Linked DNA regions of Homo sapiens: region 1 is linked to region 2. The links are chromatin loops, found by intact Hi-C in ENCODE. Cell type or tissue: endothelial cell of umbilical vein. All regions are shown on one strand.

What was found. Hi-C counts contacts between places; a loop is a spot of excess contacts. Peaks named below come from ENCODE experiments on the same cell type or tissue, not always from the same donor. Only the 100,000 strongest peaks of a DNase experiment are listed, where the experiment ranks them.
Region 1: a loop joins it to region 2, with 2.5 times the contacts of the local background. A loop is called at or near these places in 2 of 110 quality-filtered maps.

The regions. Positions count from the first base shown.
Region 1 is chr1:218,309,076-218,317,075 of GRCh38, reverse strand. The region is part of intron 4 of RRP15 (ribosomal RNA processing 15 homolog); the gene reads right to left. Among named protein-coding and RNA genes, the nearest start is that of RRP15, 28 kb to the right of the region's middle. In endothelial cell of umbilical vein, no CTCF peak of the experiment used is centred here; a DNase peak (open chromatin) is centred at 4,305; H3K27ac peaks cover 2,133 bases.
Region 2 is chr1:219,185,387-219,193,386 of GRCh38, reverse strand. It overlaps LYPLAL1 (lysophospholipase like 1), which reads right to left. Exons shown (of 5, transcript NM_138794.5): 3 at 136-305. Among named protein-coding and RNA genes, the nearest start is that of LYPLAL1, 16 kb to the right of the region's middle. In endothelial cell of umbilical vein, no CTCF peak of the experiment used is centred here; DNase peaks (open chromatin) are centred at 4,196 and 4,796; H3K27ac peaks cover 2,005 bases.

The DNA of each region.
Region 1 (8,000 bases), 880 kb after region 2:
AATAAGTAAATTCTTGTAAGTAATACAGTTAGTTCAACCATAAGTGGAAATGGGGAACAAGAGAAAGTGGACACATTTCTAGTTCCTTCAAATCTAGTTTTATATTTTCTAAGAATTATGCATTACTAGAGCCATCACACCTAACGTGAGTGAGAATATCCAAATCTAAACATAATTTTAATCAAATTATTGGAAGGTTTTTGGATTATTCAATAATTCAGATAAAAAGTAGTAAGAGTTCCCCTTCAAATTGGTTTCCAACTTTGGAATTCATCTTTGACTACAATTTTTAGAGAAAAAATAAGCACCAATATAGGGAACTCGTTTTGATGGCATGCAATGGAAAATAAAAATTATTGCAAACATTTATACAGCACTTACTATGTGTTAAGCATCATTCTAAGTGCTTTATGTATATTAACTTAATTGACTCTCACAACATCCCTATGAGGTAGGGACTGTTATTACTACTATATATAACAGGCATTTTGAACTCAGGCAGTCTGGTTCTAGAATCTGTGGCTTTAGTACTATGTGTTATATATCCCCACAAATGGTCTCAACTGCCTACTACTCAAAAATGGTAATTTTTACCAAGATGCAATAAAATATTATTCTGACTTTTAAAAATGCATTATAGGTGCTAACATGTAAGACTGATGTCTTAATATAATGCATTTTTAAAAGTCAAATGCATAGACTCATCTGTGCAGGATAATTTTTTTTTAAAGCCTCAGCCTCACTAAAGAAAATCCAATACAGGCAGCCACTTCAAATAGCACATTTATTCATATAGGGGCAAAAAGATGTATGGCACCATTAATTTTAAGTTAACAGTAACTAAAGATTTCTACAGCAGTTCTGTAATAACTAGTTCTTATTCTTCACTAATATCCATATTTTCCATAAGTCAAAATGCTGCATGTGCCATATTGCCAAACCTAAGTTCATTTTGATTAAAACTGTTGTTCAAATCAGAAACCACCCTACATGAAAACTAAATAGCATATTTTAAAAGACATAAATACAATGGGAAACTGGCTTAAAACCATTCCCATCAACAGTAATATGTATAATCCTGCTTGTTCTCATTTCAAACATGGAGTCTCACTTTTGCCTAAGCTCTATTTAGGCATTTTCAGTAAACAAACATTAAGCTGAATTATTTACAAAATTAGGATTCCACACATTCCTGTTAGAGAGCTTTACGTGAGAGTAAAACACTGTTGTCCTGCAATGCAGAGGCAATCTAAGGACAGCATCTTTCTCTACCTCCTTGCCTGCCTTCCACACCCCAACTTGATTTAAAAGCTAAATCCTGGCCAGGCACGGTGGCTCAAGCCTGTAATCCCAGCACTTTGGGAGGCCCAGGTCGGAGGATCACTTGAGGCCAGGAGTTCGAGGAGACCAGCCTGGCCAACATGGTAAAACCCCATCTCTACTAAAAATACAAAAAAAAAAAAATAAAATAATAAAAAAATAAAGCCAGGTGCGGTGGCATGCGCCTGTAATCTCAGCTACTCAAGAGGCTGGGGCATGAGAATTGCTTGAACCTGGGAGGCAGAGGTTGCAGTAAGCCAAGATCGTGACACTGCACTCCCACCTGGGCGACAGAGTGAGATCCTGCCTTAGAAAAACCAAAAGTAAATAATGAAAATAGCCAGAGGCCCACCAAGGGACCTGGGTGAGGAAGTCCTCCTTTCCTAGGCTTCTGTCTTTAGAAGCAAGAATTCAGCAGATCTAAGAACCAGAAGAAATGCACATTTTTAAAAGTACATAGCAATTTGGAGTCTGGGTCTAAGTTGTAAGATACCAAAGAAGCCAGGTATTTCAAAAGCATTCTCACCACTAATTATTTACCTATGAAGAAATTACAAGGTTGCCATTTATGACAAATAAATGAGAAATAGAGGAGTACCCTACCTTACCTCTATGTATGACATTTAAAGTGCTCATACCACAAAATCAGAAAAAATAAATACCTGGACTCTTCCAGTAACTCTTTTTCCTAGGGACTTCTATTAAAAATTATTGTCTAGCAATCACTAAGGAAATCACTTTCTTTCTTTTTTTTTTTTTTTTTTTGAGATGGAGCCTTTCTCTGTCACCAGGCTGGAGTGCAGTGGCGCAATCTCAGCACACTGCTACCTCCATCTCCCAGGTTCAAGCGATTCTCCTGCCTCAGCCTCCCAAGTAGCTGGGATTACAGGCCCCTACCACCACGCCTGGCTAATTTTTGTATTTTTTAGTAGAGACGGGGTTTCACCATGTTGGCCAGGATGGTTTCGATCTCCTGACCTTGTGATCAGCCTGCCTCGGCCTCCCAAAGTGCTGAGATTACAGATGTGAGCCACCATGTCCCGCCAAAAAATCATTTTCTAACAGAAACCAGCTAGCATTTTCCCTTACTATAAAATTATAATTTCAGTTTCATTATTAAAAAAAAACCTGAAATTGATATATTGGCAATTTCAAATAAATGAAAACCTTGTAGAAAGTCTGTAATTCAAGAGTACAAGTAAAGCCAATGCTTTCCTAAGAGCAGCCAATATATTCTCCTTAGAGACTCACAGATTTAACATCACATCCGCTTCTGTCGGCCTTTAGAGTAACAGAATTACATTCCAAGAAATCTGATTGAATTTTAGTTGGCTTTTCAAGAAAACATTAAAAGGAATAATTACAACTTTGAAAGCTAAGAAAAAAAATTAATGCCTCTACATTAATAAAATCTTGATTAACATACTGAGAAACAAATCACTCTAGATAAGAACATGTTTTGAATAGAGGAACAGAGGTATTAATCCTTTAAGAGTTAAAGCTTAATTTTTTTATAAAACTTTACTTAAAAAATATGTTTTTGTTGCTTCCTTAAACAGTGTTCTAAATACAATGTAATATTTTTAAAAATCACTCAGGGTCACCAGGCATGGTGGCTCATGCCTGTAATCCCAGCACTTTGGGAGGCCTAGGTGGGTGGATCACTTGAACCCAGGAGTTCGAGACCAGGCTGGGCAGCATAGCAAGATTCCATCTCTTTAAAAATAATAAAATAACAAAACATAAAATAAAATAAAATAAAATAAAATAAAATAAAATAAAAATCACTCGGGGTCAACATCAAGATATTGGTCAATATGCCTTGCCACATGTTGGTATGTAATTGGGATGATGCTTCCTGTATTTGATCGAAGAATTACAGCTTCTGGATTAGGGAATTCCTTCCAAATAACTGAAAATTAGTTATCTAAACCTAGAAGATATTACATTTATTCATGTGGAAAACTCTCTAAAATAGACTATTCATCTTCCCTGACTCAGTAAACAAGTTAATCATTCTTAAAGATTCAGGAACCCTACTAAGACATACAGGACTCATTAGTGCCTGCCCCAGGTGGCCTCACCATACTCTGCTATTCTGGTTGCCTCCTTGTTTCTGGCCATGCTATTTCCCGCACTAACCAAATGCTTCTGCCACACTGCTGCTGTTAACCTGATCTTTACTGTCATCCTTCTCATTTCTGATTATAACCTGGAGCAGTCACTGCCTCCAAAAATCTTTACCTCTCAGACATGTTCCATATTTTATATTCTCTATTTTGGTGAAAGCTGTCACCATTTCTGAGTCTCCCAAGTTGTAAACCTCTGAGTTATTAATAAATCCTCCCTCTCCCATATCCCTCTACATCATGTTAATCACAAATCAAGTCAATCTATACCTTAAAATTGCCTCTCCAATCTGATTCTTCTTTTCCCTTCACCCCAACCCAATTTACCCCACACAATCTTAGTTCACGTTCTCTCCCCTTGCTTTAATTATGGCAATTGTCTTCCACTAATTGGTCTTCTGACCATCCTTCAGCCCTTTCTTTTCCTTAAAAATAATGAAATCTTCACTAACTGAGCAACAGATTCAATCATTCCCCAAACTTCAGCACTGCACAATATTACTCTTGTAACAAACCTCTACATGTACCTCCTTAGTCTAAAATAAAAGCTGAAATAAATCAAAAGAGAAAGACAGAAAAATCAAATCTGACCAGATCACTTACCTTATGGCATTGGCCTCCAAATGCGTAAGGAATAAAGTCCAGATTCCTCAAGATAGGACACTTCAAATCTAATGCCAACCTACTTCCTCAGAATCCCTTTTTCTAACTCCCCACTCATTAGCAAACATCCTACATTCCAACTTCCATGGAAGAAAACAGGAAAGAAAACTATAAGGAATCTGAAAAATTACAGAACTGGCAGGCTTTTTCCCCCTTACCATGTTTACTTCATGCCATTTTAAAAATCAAAGCTAAGTTTCTTATATTCTTCTAAAGTACTTTCCTCCTGAGTCACATTTCCTATGACTATCCCCACATCACAATTTTTCCAACTTTACGATTTTCTAATTTCGTGAGCAATATATGTACCACCCAGAACAGCTACTAAAACAATTTGGCAAAGAAGGTTCCTCTTCTTGTTTCTAAATGAAATATGTGGTGATCTGATTCATTCCATAGAACCAAATCTCCACTGAATTTAACATTCAACATTTTACCCCAAAGTTCTATTTATTGGCTAAGAATCATTCTTTTTTTATGTCTTCTCACATCCACTAACAGTATCTTTTTTCATAGCCCTATCTCACAAAAATATAAATAAAATAAAATTAGTGACTACCAATTATTCACTACAAATGTTTTAAGAACGGGGATAGAGAAGGTCTTAAAAGGTTCCAAAAAGAAAAGAATCAAAACGAGCAGAGCAGCACTGAACCGCTCAATGGCTAAAAAAAAAAAAAAGAAAAAAGAAAGAAAGAAAAAATTTCTCTCAAACTTCTGAGAGAAAATTACTTTCCAACATGGACATCTATGTTCTATTAGTTTCCTGTGGCTGCCATAACAAATTGCTACAAACTAGGTAGCTGAAAACAATAGCAATTTACTCTCTCACAGTTGTGGAGGCCCGATGCCCATATCTGGCAAAGCCTCACTCCCTCTTGGGGCTTCAGGGGAGAACCCATCCCTTGCTGTCTCCTCCAGCTTCTGGTGTTTCTTGGCATTCTTTGACTTGCAGCCACATCACTCCCACCTATTCCTCCATGGTCACACTGCCTGCTCCGATTCTGTCTGTCAAATTTCTCCTATGTGTCTAAGAACACTTGTCACTGGTCTTAGGGCCTACCCGAATAATTCGAGATTACCTCCTTCATCTCAAGATCATTAATTTAACTGCATCTGCAAAAACCCTTTTCCAAATATTGGAAGCCATCTATCGGGCCAACATATCAATAAAAAATAAGGACACCTATACTCTCTCCCAGAAAGCTGAAAACTGTGCCATCACTAAAATGCAGGAGAAGGCCAAGAGAAAATAAGACGTTTAGTCCGAAAAAACAGAGGATACTGCATAGGAGAGAGGCGAGAGGCAAATGGAATTCCCAGGAAGGGGATAAAGCAATGTTGCAAAATGACAGTGCACAGCAGGTAAAGAACAACCAGTTTAGAGAGTAGCAGCAGGATGATCACAAGAAATATACTACTGAGAAGGGCTTAACAGTTCTTTTGAAGAGTATGGAAGGATTTTGGCATATACAAAACTAAAGGAAAAAAAAGGCAAGTGATAACTCCAGGAAAAATAAAAATTGTAACAAAGCTGAAGAAAGTAAGTATTATTATTGTATATTATTTTGCTCAGCAGTGAACAATATTCACATTGAATACTAGTATTCAATCTAGTGTAAGAAATTTTAATATACTATGTTGGAAGGACAGAATGTGGAGAGGTGTGAGGAAAACCAACTTTATCTTCCATGAAAGATAGTATCTAGTACTGATAAAGAAATAGTGTAAATATTATTTAAGATATGGAGGTAAATACCAGAAGAAAGTACTAAGAGTTGCCAAGGTATAGAGAAGAATGGAAAAGGGCAGTGGTTATTTTATTTAACCATAAATTCAGTTTTCATACTGTGCTCCTATTGCTTTGATAATAAAATTCTAATGCAGAAAAGACTCTAAGAAAAATGACTTGTTCGGCTGGGCATGGTGGGTCATGCCTGTAATCCCAGCACTTTGGGAGGCCGAGGCAGGCGGATCACCTGAGGTCAGGAGTTCGTGACCAGCCTGATCAACATGGTGAAACCCTGTCTCTACTAAAAATACAAAAATTAGCTGGGCATGGTGGTGCACGCCTGTAATCCCAGCTACTCGGGAGGCTGAGACAGGAGAATCGCTTGAACCCAGGAGGCGGAAGTTGCAATGAGCTGAGATTGCTCCACTGCACTCCTGCCTGGGCAACAGAGCAAGACTTTGTCTCAAAAAAAAAAGAAAGAAAGAAAAAGAAAAATGACTTGTTCGGGCCCTATCACAGTTAAAAAACATTTATCACAATGTCTGTTTCTTATACCTTGAAGAAATATGAAATTTCTATAACAATTATTTTTTAAAAAAGTTCTTTAAAATAAATTCCCAAGTCATGTGTACATTAGGAGAAAACAAAACCAAACACCAAAACCACTCCTAAAGTATGGTTAACTATAATGGGCTCAATGTATATAACCTATGTTATATTATTACAATTCTATCCATATTTAATATAAAACTCCTGCCTCTTTTGATTATTGAACATAAGACTTTAATGTCAAAACTGAATAACACATATAACTGGGAAAAAGAATTGAAGTCATTAAAATGAAGGTGTTTCCAAATTGGTATCCTGATAGATGGCTGCCAGTGAAATCTAGTTTATATGTGGGTGGCCTCCAATTTTAGAGACTTCACAATATTAGGAATATTGAATTTAAAAATCTGTGCTCTGAATATCATTACAGCCCAGGGAAGGGAAAACAATAAGATTTCTTTTGTTCCATTTTATGATGAGAGAAGGAACACCTATGAGGAAAGAGTACAATAGCTATGGTGCTAGGACAAGGTTAAATATAAGAAAAAATGGCAAATATTACTTTCTACTTTCTTAATCTCTTCCTTTATTTAGCTCATCAATGATTCATTTCTGAATAGCACTTTGGCACATCAAATCTATGCTCACCTTTGCCACCCTGCCTTCCCTTGATCTACCTTAAAAGTTCACCTATTTCAAGTAACATACATAGATATAATGATCTATGCTCTAAATAAATAGTACACCGTTACTCTGAAATTCCCTTCACACAGGGGTAGCCACTTAATGTACATCTTGTTAGAGCTGGTGTAACTAATGTTAACGTGTACTTGACATACTAATTTAGAATTTGCCTACTATCAAGTTAATCTTGCTTACTTATTTACTTGAAGTCATTTGTCCATCTTAATTGTAAGATTTTAAAGGACACAACAAGGATAACACCTGGTAGAAACAGGCACTTAATAAATATGTTTTTTTTTTTTTTTTTTTTTTTTTTGAGATGGAGTCTCTCTCTGTCACCCAGGCTGGAGTGCAGTGGCACAATCTCGGCTCACTGCACCCTCTGCCTCCCGGGTTCAAGAGATTCTCCCACCTCAGCCTCCTGATTAGCTGGGATTACAGGTGGGTGCCACCATGCCCAGTTAATTTTTGTATTTTTAGTAGAGACAGTGTTTCACCATGTTGGCCAGGCTGGTCTCGAACTCCTGACCTCGTGATCCGCCCACCTTGGCCTCCCAAAGTGCTGGGATTACAGGCATGAGCCACCGCATCCAGCCAAGAAATATGCTTTATATCAGTAACTGATCCAATCTCAAACAGTGTAGTACTTTCATAGTTATTCAGATGCAAACTCAAGCAAAATTTTTAAAAAGGAGTCTGTTTTTCCATAAATATGCAATCAACATGAAAACACACATTTTTAAAAGAAAGAAATATGTCAGGGTATTGATGGCATGGGGCAGGGTGTTCTAGAAACAAATTACTTTTAGAGCAAAATCACTTTGGCTTAAGTCTCAAGCAATTTTTGACCTTGTCCCAGACTTACAAATACTGTGATCACTGAAGTAGAAAAAAAGAAAGTCAAGGGCAAGTGCAAATGGTAA
Region 2 (8,000 bases):
ATGTAAAGTTTATCTGAAACTATGAATGCATCGAATGATATACAAGTGCTTCTAAATAATGTTCCAAGTAAGATTTGATGTATAGAATTAGACAAAAGTGAACAGTGATAAATTACCAACATTTAAAGGTCTTACCTATTAATATCCTGTTCTTCTTGATGCCACTTTTTACTTCTTCATCAATCAAATCAGTAAGCACTTGACACATGACATCAATTGATTCAAGGTGTTCTGGGCAGTCATTGGTTATTTTAAATCTGTCAAACCATACATTGGAGATTCCTCCTTTCATAGGAGTATATGATCTGTTTAACAACCGCCCCCCCCCAAAAAAAAAGAAAGGAAAAGGGAATATGAAAATGGATGCTTTAATTACCAAAATAATAGTGTTTTGAATAAATGATTTCAATTTCTTCTAAGTTTTATAAGTTAAATGCATATTAAAACTACTCTCATGTATATTGTATTAACTATCCCATACTTGTATCTAATCCATTAAAATCTACTAATGCCAGTTCATATCCTCTTTACCTACTCCCTCCATCTTTTAAGAGGGAGAACAGTTACAGTACCAGTGAATCTTAATCCATTCATTGTATATTCATGCTCTGGGATACTATGTTGGTTAAAAAAAATACACACACATACGTGCACAGGCACACACACCATCAAGATATTCCAAACTGTAATGGAGTAAAGGGGGTCCTGTATTCAAGTATTATGTTGGTAGATGTAAATGAAAGGGGAACAAAAAAAAACCTTAGAGATTTCTGTGGGCAAACACAGAGAGGGATGGGGGCTATATTAGATAAACACAGAGAACAAATGTTTTCCAAATATGAAAAACGGAAGAGTTGCACAGAAGATAATCCTTATCCCTTGGCATGCCCTGCTTTCTCCTCACGTAATGATGAGAAACAGAGTGGCAAAGAAAACATAGCCAGTGACAAAAGTGCCTATAGTAATTTGAAAGAACTCTAAACCAATGACAAGTAATATTTCCCTTTGATGAACCCAGACACAGGATTCTTTCCACACCAATACCTCCTCTACTTTGCCATCTCAAATTTAGCTGTATACTGTCACCCACCAAAGTTAGTAAAGTAAAAGCATGAAATGTGCAGCTAAATTGAAAAACAAAAATAGACGGCTAAAAGACAACAGGTGAGACCTGAACATGCTTTTGTACTTCTTCTCTAGTGAAAAACCCAAGTAGAACCTCAGCATATTCAAGGAGCTAGAAATATTCAATTGTCATTGGCCTTGGGATGCATACAATCTTTAGGACCAGTGGGTGGTGCTGGAAGGGAACAAAATTACACCATTTTTCAATATTGATCATACCACCCCAAAATAAATGGACATCCACTTAAGGGGCTTGAACGTCAAGGTTATATTTGGAAAGTTTCTCAGAGAAACTAAAAAAAAAACCTGGAAACAAGAAAGTTGAACTGACTAAAATTTAACAAAAATTCATATACGGGGATCTTTTATTTACTCAAATAGAATCATATAAACATTACTTTGTAACACATTTTCTAAAATTTAAATGGATATGATGAATACCTCTGAAAGTCAGTACATAAAAACTTAAATGTTTTCCCTAAGTTTATGCAGATACATAAAATTTTTTAAATATGAGATTATATATATATACATTGTTTAGATGTTTTTCATGTCAATCTTATTCATTTTTTACCCATCTCTACATTCCTCCTCTTCTCTCCAACTCCCTCACACATCTTGTCCTTTACATTCGGTAAACTGTGTAAATGATCTGAAATATATCCTTCAATGTTATTCTTATAAATTAAAATATGCATATTTACAGGCTATTTCTTGGCACACTATTTCTTTTCAAAAATAAAGTAGTCTATCTGATTCTATTATGTGCATCATGCTTTTTTCCTTCAACAATATCTCATGGAAATCCTTTCATCAGTTACAGTTCTAACTTACCCTTTTAATGGCTATATTATATCCTATGATAAGCATATTCTGCAATTTAATCAGCCATTCCCCTAATAATGGGAATTAATTTGGTACCCAGCTTTTAGCCACTAAGAAATATGCTTCATTAAACATATGCATACGTGTTTTTATCTACTGGAACTTTTATTCCTATGGAAAAGAGTCAAGAAACAGGTTGGATTAAAAGGTACAATTTTTGTCTTAATAGATGTCTCAAAGTTGCTTCCATAAAAGTTGTAAAAATTTACCTTTCTACAGGAAAGGTAGGAAAATATCCTTTTGCCCACAGCAGTAATAGCAGTAGGTGCTGACATACATTAAAATGTTACCATTTAAGAGTATCAATTGAAGTTTTAAAACCAACTTTATTGAGGTATAATTTACATATATAAACTATATTGAACTACACACATTTTAGGTGTATAGTTCAATTACTTTTTACAATGCAACCACCATCTCCACAATGATACAGAACATTCCTTTTCCTTGGAAAATTCCATCATGCCCCTTCACGAGCAACTCCCGTAACCTTCCCAAGCAACTACTGAGTGAGACTATCAACATTGATTTCTTTTGCCTGTTCTAAAACTCCACATAAGTGGAATTGCTGACTGATGTCATTTGCTATTATTTTTTCCTATTGTCATTTCAATTTTTTTCTTGTTTAAAAGAGTACTTTGTCTATTATTGACAAATATTTGTTGCATATATTTCAGGTATTTTCTTCCAAGTCTATTTTGAATATTGATATTACGTTATTATGTACTTAAGGGTTTTTTTTTTTTTTTTTTTTACTGGACAAAAGACTCTACATTTGATATAATGTCTTTTTAAAAAAAAATTTAAATTTCTGGGTCTCTAGATTTGCTTAAGAAGCTCCTGCCAATCCATACATTTTTTATATATAGTAGCCCAGATTTTCTTTTAAGACTTTTGTTTTCATTTTTACACCTAAGCCTTGAATTTTGGGGGAATTTCATACATGGAGTAACCTAAGGATTCAAATTCATTTTATCCCATATGATAGTCAATTGTGCTTGTGCTATTAAAAGAAGGAGAGAGAAAGGGAGGAAAGGAGGAAGACACCCTTCTCAGCAAACAGTGAAATTTTATCTTTGCCATATATTTTATAGTTCTGCATTATCTAGTCTCTCTAACCCTGATTTCTGTAAGACATATGCTATATATAATGAACTGACTTCCCTCTAATACATCTAGAATGGTGCTCGTTCTATATCATACATGCAGTGGGCGGGGGAACAGTCACTCAAATAATTTTCTATGTCTTGTGATTCAGCTGAAGAGCTTTAGTTGAGAAAGGCTCTATTTTGTTCCACTAATCTCTTTATCTATTAAGTTAGTTTCTATTTAGTATCTATTAAGTTAATTATTAAGTTAGTATATAACGTTAATCATATTATAGTGGTTTTAGAGCATATTTTGAAGTTGTGTAAGGTAAGTTCCCCTCTCCTATCATTACTCTAGTCTGTGTTTTCATACTTGTCCTAGCTATTCTCAGGCATCTATTGTTCTTGATTATCCAATAAATTTATCAAAAAATTTAGTAAACTTGAAACTATTTTCAAATAATTATCCTTAAAAAATCCTTTTGGAATTCTAATTAATATTGCATTATTGTCTGAGAATTACATTTTATGACATAAACCTATGAGGAGGGCAGATTTTTGCAGACTGAGCTTTTCCTTCATTGCTCTTTATCCAGGCTTTCAACTGCTGCAGAAAAGATAAAATCTTGCACCACCTCTATACTAGGACTCCAATAAGCATAAATTATCTCACAACCCCATATGCCTTCTGACCCCAGAAGCTGTGTGGCTCTAGAAAGGTAGATAAATTAGAATCAGAAGGGGAGAGAAGGCAGAAAGCATTCAAACCTTCCTCCTCCCAGAATCCCTTCTCAAAACTAGCTTCTTAACTAGTTTTGAGTTACTCATTTTCATTACTCTGAAAATGAGAGTAGGTGCTTTCCAAATAGTCATTGTCAGACAAAATGAAACCTCAAATTGTAGTCAAACTGTCACTAAAATCACAGTGAAGTTCTAAATCAAAATATCAAAAATACAACACTCACTTTAAAATTCAAATGAGCCTATTACCCTTCTGAATTGTTCTACTTCCCTTTTCATTTTACTCTGCTATTTCTGTGTTTATTTGTCTGTCTAAATACTTAAATAAGGATGATATCATAGGCTAAAATGTGAATCATTCTGGGAACTCAGCCATTAATGGAAAAAAGTGGCATTCACTTAACTTTTTTCTTTGACAATGCCTTAATTAGAGATAGATGCTCAGCAGAAGTAGAATCCCAATGTAAGTATGTTACTAATGTGGTAGCTAAGAAAATTAAAATTCTGTTCAAATGGAGTAATTGAGAAAATTTAACGAGACAAAAATAATTTAGAACTTTCTTGCTAAGAAAGCATAAACAAGAATGTATAAATCTCCTAAAATGTTAGAATAACATTTAAATAAAATATAAAAGTTTGTTTTTTAAACAGCTAAAAACTATCACATATGTTATACTCATTCACCTTCTTCCTCAAATAAATCACTTTATTAGCTGGTATAAAACTCCTCAGACATTACCACAATAAATAAATATGTTTGGCAAAGAACATCTGTGTGGTTCCTAAGTTAATCAATCAACCAACCCATTACACATTGGTAAAATATTAAGCTAGAATAAAATGTCCAAGGTTAAAAAAAAAAAAAAGTTGACATTCAGCTTGATACCAAGTTGTTTTTGATCTGTGTTGCCTTAAAGTCATAAAATCGAAAGTTCATTCATAACCTTTAAGTTAACAAATTGGCACCAGTCTTCCTCTTTATCCTCATTTCATACCACTTCTCTCTCCCACCCTTCACTAGGTTCCAGTCACATTTGTCACTTCCTTTTCTTCAAATAGTACGAGCTTATTATTAGTTGAGTGGCTTTGCATCTGATATCCCCACTACTTAGAGGGCTCTTTGCAACATTTCTGCATGGTGGGCTCCGACTGTTCATTTAGGTCTCAGCTCAAGTGTCACCTTCTCAGGGGAGCTTCTTTGACTCTCCAACTGAAAGTATACCTCCCTTTTACCCTGCAACACACACATATACTCTCTATCCCCAGTCTTAATACCATTTATCACTATTTGAAATTATTACATTTAATTTCCCTTTTATTTTCTGTCTCTACATGAGCTCATTGAGAGCAGGGACTTCATTCTTTCCACAGATACATACCCAGTGCTAAGAACAAAGCCTGACATAGAATAGATGCTAAATATTTGCTGAATAAATTTCAGTAATCATTTGTGCCACTTGGGAATAATTTGTGCCAGCCAGAAATAACAATGTCTAAAATTATTTTATTTTTGCTCCAAATATATTTTGACTTTAACTCTTATAAAATCTACACTGTGATTTGTAGAAAACAGTCCATTTTTGTTTCTTTTTTAAAAAATCATATCTAAGAAAACTTTTCCATACTAGTACCTATTTAAACATACCTAATACTTACCAAAGAAGTACATTATTTCTTCAAAATAGCTGTTTTTAGTAGGGTTCCTTACTAGCATACTTGTAGTACAGATATACTGTTATCAGGAGAGGGCTCTCCTACTATCATGCTTCAGATAGGAATTCTAAGTGATGGAGTAAAGAGGAATTCATGGTTTACTATGCCTAAATAAAAAGTGCCTAGTTTATTTTAGAATACATATTTACTGAAAAATACAAACATGGACTTTGTGTGGAAAAACAGTGAATCTAAAAGTATAGGCACTATGCAAATCTTATTACTTTTAGAATTTTTTAAAACACCAAAAGAAACTATATTATCATATAAATCATAAATGGCTTGTTAAAAATTATTTTTAAATGGAAATTCTAATAATAAACACAAACTAAGAAAATCTCTAATTGTAAATATAGCTAAAGCATGTTATAGAAATAAAAATCTTTATTGGGCACTTCATTTAAAGAGTCCAAATTACCACAGTGAAAAAAAAAAGCAGTATTTTCCATCTAAATCAACACAGCAAACTAATTGCTGACTTTTACTGACTATGCCCCTACCTTAGCTGATTTAAAACATCTATTAAATACAGTTGAGGAAAAGGGATACCTTATAATCAAAATGGTAATTCACAATTTAATCAAAACACACTTATATGCTGTAATAGACCACAACTGAGTATATACAATAAACTATTGTTCTCCTCTTAAGCTGTTTAAAATATGGTTGACTGTTGAAAACAAAAATTATAACCTTGTTTGATACAGTTTTCAATGTATGCAGACAAAATACATATGAAAACTATAACATACACAAGATGGGGATAAAGGGACCTATATAGTTACAAGGAAAAAAAAAACAACAAAGAACTCTAAGTAGGTAAAAAAGCTTTGCTATGTATATCATAATCCCTATGGCAATCAGAAAAAAAATAAAGTAAAATGGTGTATTAAAAAACGAATAATTCAATAGAAAGTGTGAAAGGGAAACAGAGGAATGAAAAGCAGTAGACCTAAATTCAAGCATATTAATTGTTACATTAAATGTAAATTGCTTAAACAAATCACTTAGAAGACAAATTATCAGTTTGGTTAAAGATGAAAACAAAGCCCAACTACGTGTTGTCTATAAGAAATCCACTTTAAATACAATGATATAGGTAGGTTAAAAGCAAAAGAATGGAAAAAGACATACCATACAGCTCTAATCAAAAGAAAGTAAAAGGATGAAAAATGAAGTGCCATGTAAACAATAAGCATAGGGAAGCTGAGATATACTATATTTTTATTAAACACAGTACACTTCAGAGTATTACCACAAATTAAAAAGGAACATTTTATAGATAAAAGTAGCCATAAAAAAGACAATATTACTACATGAATATGCACCTAATAATATAGCCTAAAAATACATAAAGAGAAAACTGACAGAACTAAAGGGAGAAACAGACCAATCTACAATCATAGCTAGAGATTTTAATACCCATCCCTTGGCAACTAATAGAACAACTTAGAAAAATAATCACTAAGCATATACAGAATTTGTGTAATGCTTTCAAATACCTTGAACCATTAACATTTATAGAACGTGACACGCAGAAATGCACAGTAACAGTCACCAAGATAGACCATATGCAAAGCCATAAAAAGGTCCCAATGAATATCAAAAGAAGAAAATCATACAGGATATTTTCTCTAATAATAATGAAATGAAACTAGATATCAACAGTAATAAGAATATCTAGAATAGCTCCAAATATCTGGAAACAACATGTTTCTAAATAACTCATGGGTTATTTAGGACCCAGAACTTATGGGTTATTTAGGTCCCATGGGGTTATATAGGTCCCAGAACTAAATTTTCCATAACTGGCCAGAAAAATACCTTCCATCCCACATGCCCTTCTTACAGTGTAACTCTGTCTGACACCTCATTAAGAAACAGAAGTCTGTGTTTTCTCTGCTTGATTCTAAGCAGTCTTTTAACTAATGAGGGAAGAGTACTATGTTACTGTTAACACTAAGTCTTTAGGTCTGGTTCTCTTTAGACACTTTTGCTCTTGGAATCCAGCCTCCATGCTGCCAAGATACTACATGGTGAGGTCTCACATAGGTGTTACGGTAATAAGACCAAAGGCAGGTCCCAGTTAATATCCAGCATTATGCCATATATGTGAGTGAGCCTTCAGATGATTCCAGTTCCTGGCAATCACACGACGAGTCATTACCAATCTTCAAGTTTTCCCATAGGAGAGGCCCCAGATCAAGTCATAACCACCATCCCCCTTCTGAATTCTTAGCCCACAAAATTTGTGAACATAACAAAACTATTATTATTTGGGGTGGTCTGTTATACAAGTACAGCAATGGGACCATTTAGATTTGAAAACATTTCAACATAAATAAAAAGAAAGAAAAAAATTAGTGGAACTTAGCTACAGTAATGATTAGTGAGAAATGTATAGATTTAATGTAAATAGAAGAAAATAAGAAACATAAGAATAAATAT